Regions from separate parts of the Homo sapiens genome. Here region 2 is linked to region 1. The links are chromatin contacts, found by Hi-C in ENCODE. All regions are on one chromosome and are shown on one strand. The core of a region is the stretch at or near the end of the contact, and the rest is flanking DNA. Distances in the headings are between cores, read along the strand shown.

Evidence for each region. A loop is a pair of places that touch in the nucleus more often than their neighbours do. Pooled maps may share reads with other maps.
Region 2: a map of Caco-2 shows a loop between it and region 1 (23-fold over the local background). The contact joins the promoter of C1S here to the enhancer-like site in region 1. A Hi-C loop is called at or near these places in 6 of 168 maps with a recorded cell type or tissue (Caco-2, IMR-90, PC-9 and 3 more) and 10 of 50 pooled maps.

The regions. Positions count from the first base shown.
Region 1 is chr12:7,637,780-7,640,681 of GRCh38, reverse strand. No RefSeq gene overlaps it. Among named protein-coding and RNA genes, the nearest start is that of APOBEC1, 27 kb to the left of the region's middle. RefSeq lists silencers at 550-649, 1,731-1,860 and an enhancer at 2,302-2,836. Within about 2 kb of position 1,486, at least 8 of the 41 ENCODE cell types and tissues checked have a DNase peak (open chromatin) inside an H3K27ac peak, as active enhancers do.
Region 2 is chr12:7,059,370-7,062,069 of GRCh38, reverse strand. C1S (complement C1s) reads right to left here and starts at 1,352. Exons shown (of 12, transcript NM_001734.5): 1 at 1,193-1,352; 2 at 153-231. The coding sequence starts at 157. RefSeq lists enhancers at 764-1,263, 1,264-1,765.

The sequences.
Region 1 (2,902 bases), core at 237-2,736:
GGCAGAGAGACACCCGAGCGGGTTACTACTACCAACTCGGGCAGCCTGCTTTTATTCTCTTATCTGGCCCCCCCCCAACCACATCCTGCTGATTGGTAGAGGCGAGTGGTCTGTTTTGACAGGGCGCTGATTGGTGCGTTTACAATCCCTGAGCTAGGTACAAAGGTTCTCCTCCTCCCCATCAGATTAGTTAGATACAGAGTATCCACACAAAGGTTCTCCAAGGCCCCACCAGAGCAGCTAGATACAGAGTGTCGATTGGCGCGCTCACAACCCTGAGCTAGACACAGGGTGCTGATTGGTGTGTTTACAAACCTTGAGCTAGATACAGAGTGTCCATTGGTGTATTTGCAATCCCTGAGCTAAACATAAATTCTCCACGTCCTCACCAGACTCAGGAGCCCAGCTGGCTTCACCCAGTGGATCCCGCACCGGCGCTGCAGTCCCACGCCATGCGCTTGCACTCCTCAGCCCTTGGGCGGTCGATGGGACTGGGCGCCGTGGAGCAGGGGGCGGCGCTCGTCGGGGAGGCTCCGGCTGCACAGGAACCCACGGAGGCGGGGGAAGGCTCAGGCATGGCGGGCTGCAGTCCCAAGGCCTGCCCCGCGGGAAGGCAGCTAAGGCCCGGTGAGAAATCGAGCGCAGCGCCGGTGGGCTGGCACTGCTGGGGGACCCAGTACACCCTCCGCAGCCGCTGGCCCGGGTGCTAAGCCCCTCACTGCCCCGGGCCGGCAGGGCCGGCCGGCTGCTCCGAGTGCGGGGCCGCCAAGCCCACGCCCCCCCGGAACTCCAGCTGGCCCGCAAGCGCCGCGCGCAGCCCCGGTTCCCGCTCGCGCGTCTCCCTCCACACCTCCCTGCAAGCTGAGGGAGCGGGCTGCGGCCTTCGCCAGCCCAGAAAGGGGCTCCCACAGTGCAGCGGTGGGCTGAAGGGCTCCTCAAGTGCCGCCAAAGTGGGAGCCCAGGCAGAGGAGGCGCCGAGAGCGAGCGAGAGCTGTGAGGACTGCTAGCACGCTGTCACCTCTCAATGGGATTAACCACACTTTACCCACGCAACCTTAGCTTATCTGCCTTGTGTGATTCCCTTTGACTTCCTAAGCCTATGTGATCTACCTGGCTCCCTGAAAAATTGATCTTTGGAGAGACTGTGTTGTTTTTGGTCAAGGCTCCTTTAACAGAGGCAATGTGCTAGACTGCCTGCTATTATGGCCCATGCCAAACCATTTACCCTCAGAAAAATGGTTCTGGTTAACTTCTGAACTTAAAATCTCCCTACTAATTATACCATTTTAACAGGAAACAGATTAGATGTCTTAAAAGAGCGTAGGAACAGAATGGCCATTTTCCTGCTTATGGGACAATATCAAGACTAAAATGTGGCAGCAGACATATTACTTCTTTTTGAGACAGAGTCTCACTGTCACCCAGGCTGGAGTGCAGTGACGTAATCTCAGCTCACTGCAACCTCTGCTTCCCCGTTTTAAGCAATTCAATAGCCTCAGCCTCCTGAGCAGCTGGGACCGCAGGTGTGCACCACCACGCCCAGCTAATTTTTGTGTTTTTAGTAGAGACGGGGTTTCACCATATTGGCCAGGCTGGTCTCGAACTCCTGACCTCGTGATCCACCCGCTTTGGCCTCCCAAAGTGTTGGGATTACAGGCGTAAGCCACCATGCCCGGTCGAGGACATATTACTTCTAATTGCTGAAGGCAGAACTTTCCGGTTCACAGAAGTAGGTTAGAGCCTGATTTCTGGTGGTGCAAAAGGAAGTTCAGTGTTACCGTAAAAAATGTGGCCCCTGAAGAGGATTTCTACTTCCACTAGGTGGCGCTGTTGGCTTAGAAATACTATATGCTCACCAGCGCAGCCACAGAGAGCGGGCTTGTTGAGTTACTGCCTGCTGCGTTTGCCATCTTTCCTAGCAGACCTGTTTCACTGAACTGTAAAACTCCCTGCACTTTTCACAGAGAGAGAGTAAGAGACCGTGGATAGAGAAAGAAGGAAAATTTTGCAACAGGATAGTAAGAAGAGAGCCTTGAAATTGAAGGAGAGATTTGAGGTTGGGGCTCGCTCTATAGTCACCACTCCGATGAATGAATTCCCGGTCAATGCAACCAAAATGATAACTGCTCTGATGAATGGAAGAACAGCAGGGTCCTTGGTCTAACATCGTTTTAGATAAAGCGACATGGACACATGTAGAGTGGTTTTAAGGAGTGGAGAGTTTAATAAGCAAGAAAGAAGGAAGAAGCTTCCCAGTACAGGGACAGAGGGAGGGGGGCTCCCAGAGAGAAACCCCGTGTGTGGCAGAGTAGTTTGTTATAGCAGGAGGCTGGAGGAGGAGGTGTCTAATTTGCATAGGGCCCAGGAGATTGGTTTGACCAGGCGTGTCATTCACATAGCCCGTGAAAAACCTGGCACTCCTACCTTACTCCTTTAATATGCAAATGCAGGTCACCATGATATCCATGTTATCTGGAGGCAATCATGACACTTGGCACATGTAGTGATGAGGAGGAGAGGGTGGCACTCTTCCTGTTGGCCATGTTGGGTGGACCCAGTTTCTAATCGCCAGCATTTGCATATCAAAGCTTGCCGGCCTGGTTTTTCAAGCTGCCTTTCTGTTAGAAAAGAAATGGTTTGGGGGTTGCTTCTTATTACAGGAAAATTTCCACTGAGAACCTTTACCCTTTCTAGCGGCCTAAAAGTTATTTCTTAATAATTCCTGTATTATTTGGAGGTGTTTGGGTCATGTGGGTAGATCCCTCCTGAAGTAATGAGTTCTCACTGTTCGTTCACACAAGAGCTTGTTGTTTAAGAGTCTGGCATCTCGCTTGCTCCTACTCTCACCATGTGGCACACTGTCGCCCCTTTGCCTTCCACCATGATTGTAAGCTTCCTGAAG
Region 2 (2,700 bases), core at 103-2,602, 580 kb after region 1:
TCAAAGTCCTGGGCTCAAGCAATCCTCCCGCCTCAGCCTCCCAAAGTGCTGGGGTTACAGGTGTGAGCCATCATGCCTGGCCCTTGAGCGCTTTTCTTGAGAAGATGAAGGGAATGGAGTCTGTGTCATCTCAGGGACCCTTGATCACTTACCACATCTCTGGCGATTTGTCCACCCTGGTGAGCTGCCTGTCTCTTGGTCCTGGCTTTCTGCACCTCCGGACTTTGGAGCCTAAGGGGTGGCAGGCCTGGCTGTATTTGTCTGACAAACACAAGCACCTTCTTTGGTGGTGCGGCGTCACCTGGGGCTCAGTGTCACCTTCAAAGGTATAACACACAGGGCCATATCACCAACATCCCCACATGGCACCGTGCCCCTCACACCCTCCCTAGTTAACTTCGACTAACTTTCTAGACTATAGCTAAATTGTATCCTTCCCTCATTGCTTCTCTAGACTTTCTCCTAATTTTTCTCCAAAGGAATCGAGTACTTTCTCCCAGTTTTCTTCTTCCTCTATTGTCCTCCACCAGCCCCACCCCCGCGGTATCAGTCTCTCTCCTGCCCTCAAGAACGATGCTCCCATTTCCACTCAGGTTTTCAACAGTCTTGGCGCATCATGATCATCCATGTAGGACAGCCCCTCTTCTTTAACCGTGATCACCTCATCTCCTCAAGCAGCCCTGTCTGCTGTTTATCATTGCGTGCATCTCCGCTGATGCTCCCAACGCCCACCGATGGAGGCAGGAGCTTCTTTCACTAGGGGAAGGCAGGGACCCTGGGACAAGCGGTCTGAGAAGGAAGTGCTGCCCCACTGATACAGGGTTGTGCGAGGAAGGAGAAAAGGGACAGCCAAATGACAAGGAACATAAAAACTTCCTACATTCGTTTTCCAGAGTTTGTTTGGAGTTTGTCCCTGCCCCCCACCGCCAACTTACTGAAAATACAAGCTATCTCCCCACAGTTCCTAGTAAAGGGTTGCTAAAATTGCTTTAACCCTGAAAACAGTGGTAGGTAAGGGGGTGAAGTAGGGGTGGATGGGGTGAGCCTAAGAGAAATAGGTTGTCTATATTCTGCCTTTTTTTATGCTGCCTTTGTCAGCCCTCTATCATTGCCCCAAGCCCTCCTACGTGAAGTTTTCTGCCTTTCCTTTTTCCTCCATCAAAGCTCTGCTCCTCGTTTGTAAGGATTTTACCTTCAGAAGCTGGTAGGAGCAAGTGGGTCAGTTCCCTCTCTCCTGCCAGTGGGCATGCTGGGCAACCCCTCTGGCCCCCAGGGACAGCAGCACAGGGCCTTGACGCTCCCTCTGCAGGAACCTCCGGCCAGCCTCCCTGTCCTGGTTCTGTTCATAAGATTCCCTACCCGAGTGTGCATGTCTGAAATTCCCTGATCTAAACAGAGGGGGCTGGGAGACCATGACTTAGGGAAACTCAGCCTTGATCTTGGAGCTCCCTCTGCTTTTGAAACAAGGACAGCGTCCTCCTCCCAGGCCAGAGAGCCCTCTATCCAGGGCTCCAGCGGGGAAAGGAGGAATGGGGAATTTCACCGATTGCTTAATGCTATTTTTCAGCCAAAGGGTGTGTTTCTGAGTTTTCGGGAAAGTCAAGTGATTTCTGGGAAAAGGCGGGGATTGGTACCAGGGGAAATAACCAAACCCAGAAAGTCCAGCCCTCCAAATGTGTGTGAATCATGAATTAAGGGAAAGTAGTTATCAGAAATGTAAGTCATCTCTGCTTTAAAGCAAATGTAATGGTTGATAATGACTTAACACCAAGACCCAAGGTGGTATGGCGTGAGGCTTCCTCTTCATAACATCCCTCCACATCCCTTCCAAACATCGAAATTCTACCCCACAACCAAGCCCCCTTTCAGATCCAACCCAGACTCCCTTATCCATAACCCTTGAAGCCAGGTGTGTTTTGAAATTTTATAGATTTTTTTAGGCTATGTAGTCCATGGACCCAATATTAGGTAACACCTCCTCCTCTCCCTCCCTTTATGGACCAGGATAACCCCCTATTAACAAACATTAAGATTTCTGCAGCTAAACACATTGATCTTACGGTAAATGGATAACTAAAGATTACAAATCACATCAGTTCGGGTCAGGTTTTGCTGCCAAATTGAGTTTTAGTCCCAAACTTGAAAACAAACAAACAAAAAACAATAGCCAGGTATTGTGACACACGCCTGTAGTCCCAGCTACTCAGGAGGCTGAGGCAAGAGGATCACTTGTGCCAGGGAGGTCGAGGCTGCAGAGGGCACCACTGCACTCCAGCCTGGGCAACAGAATGAGATCCCATTACAAAAAAAAGACAGAGACTTTGTTTTCAGAGTCCTTTGGATTTTAGAATTGCAGACAAGGGACTGAGGGGCAGTGCCACTCCACAGAGCCTTCCCTGATCTCAGCTCCCCTTTATGCCCCTTTAGTTGGCTTAGCACTGGGCCTGGAGTCAGAAGATAGGCTCATGTCCCAGCTCTGCTCCTCACCAGTGGTGATGTCTTAGGCTCATCACCTAACTTCCTAGTTTCTTTTTTTTTTTAAACCTGGCTCACTATTGACAGACCTAGTTTCTTCAAATATAAAACAGAAATCCTATCAGTTCTGCCTACCCTACATGACTATCAGATGGACCTAATGAAATAATTCGAGTGAACAAGCTTTGCACACTATGGTACCTAATAAATGTGCATGTTAAAAGG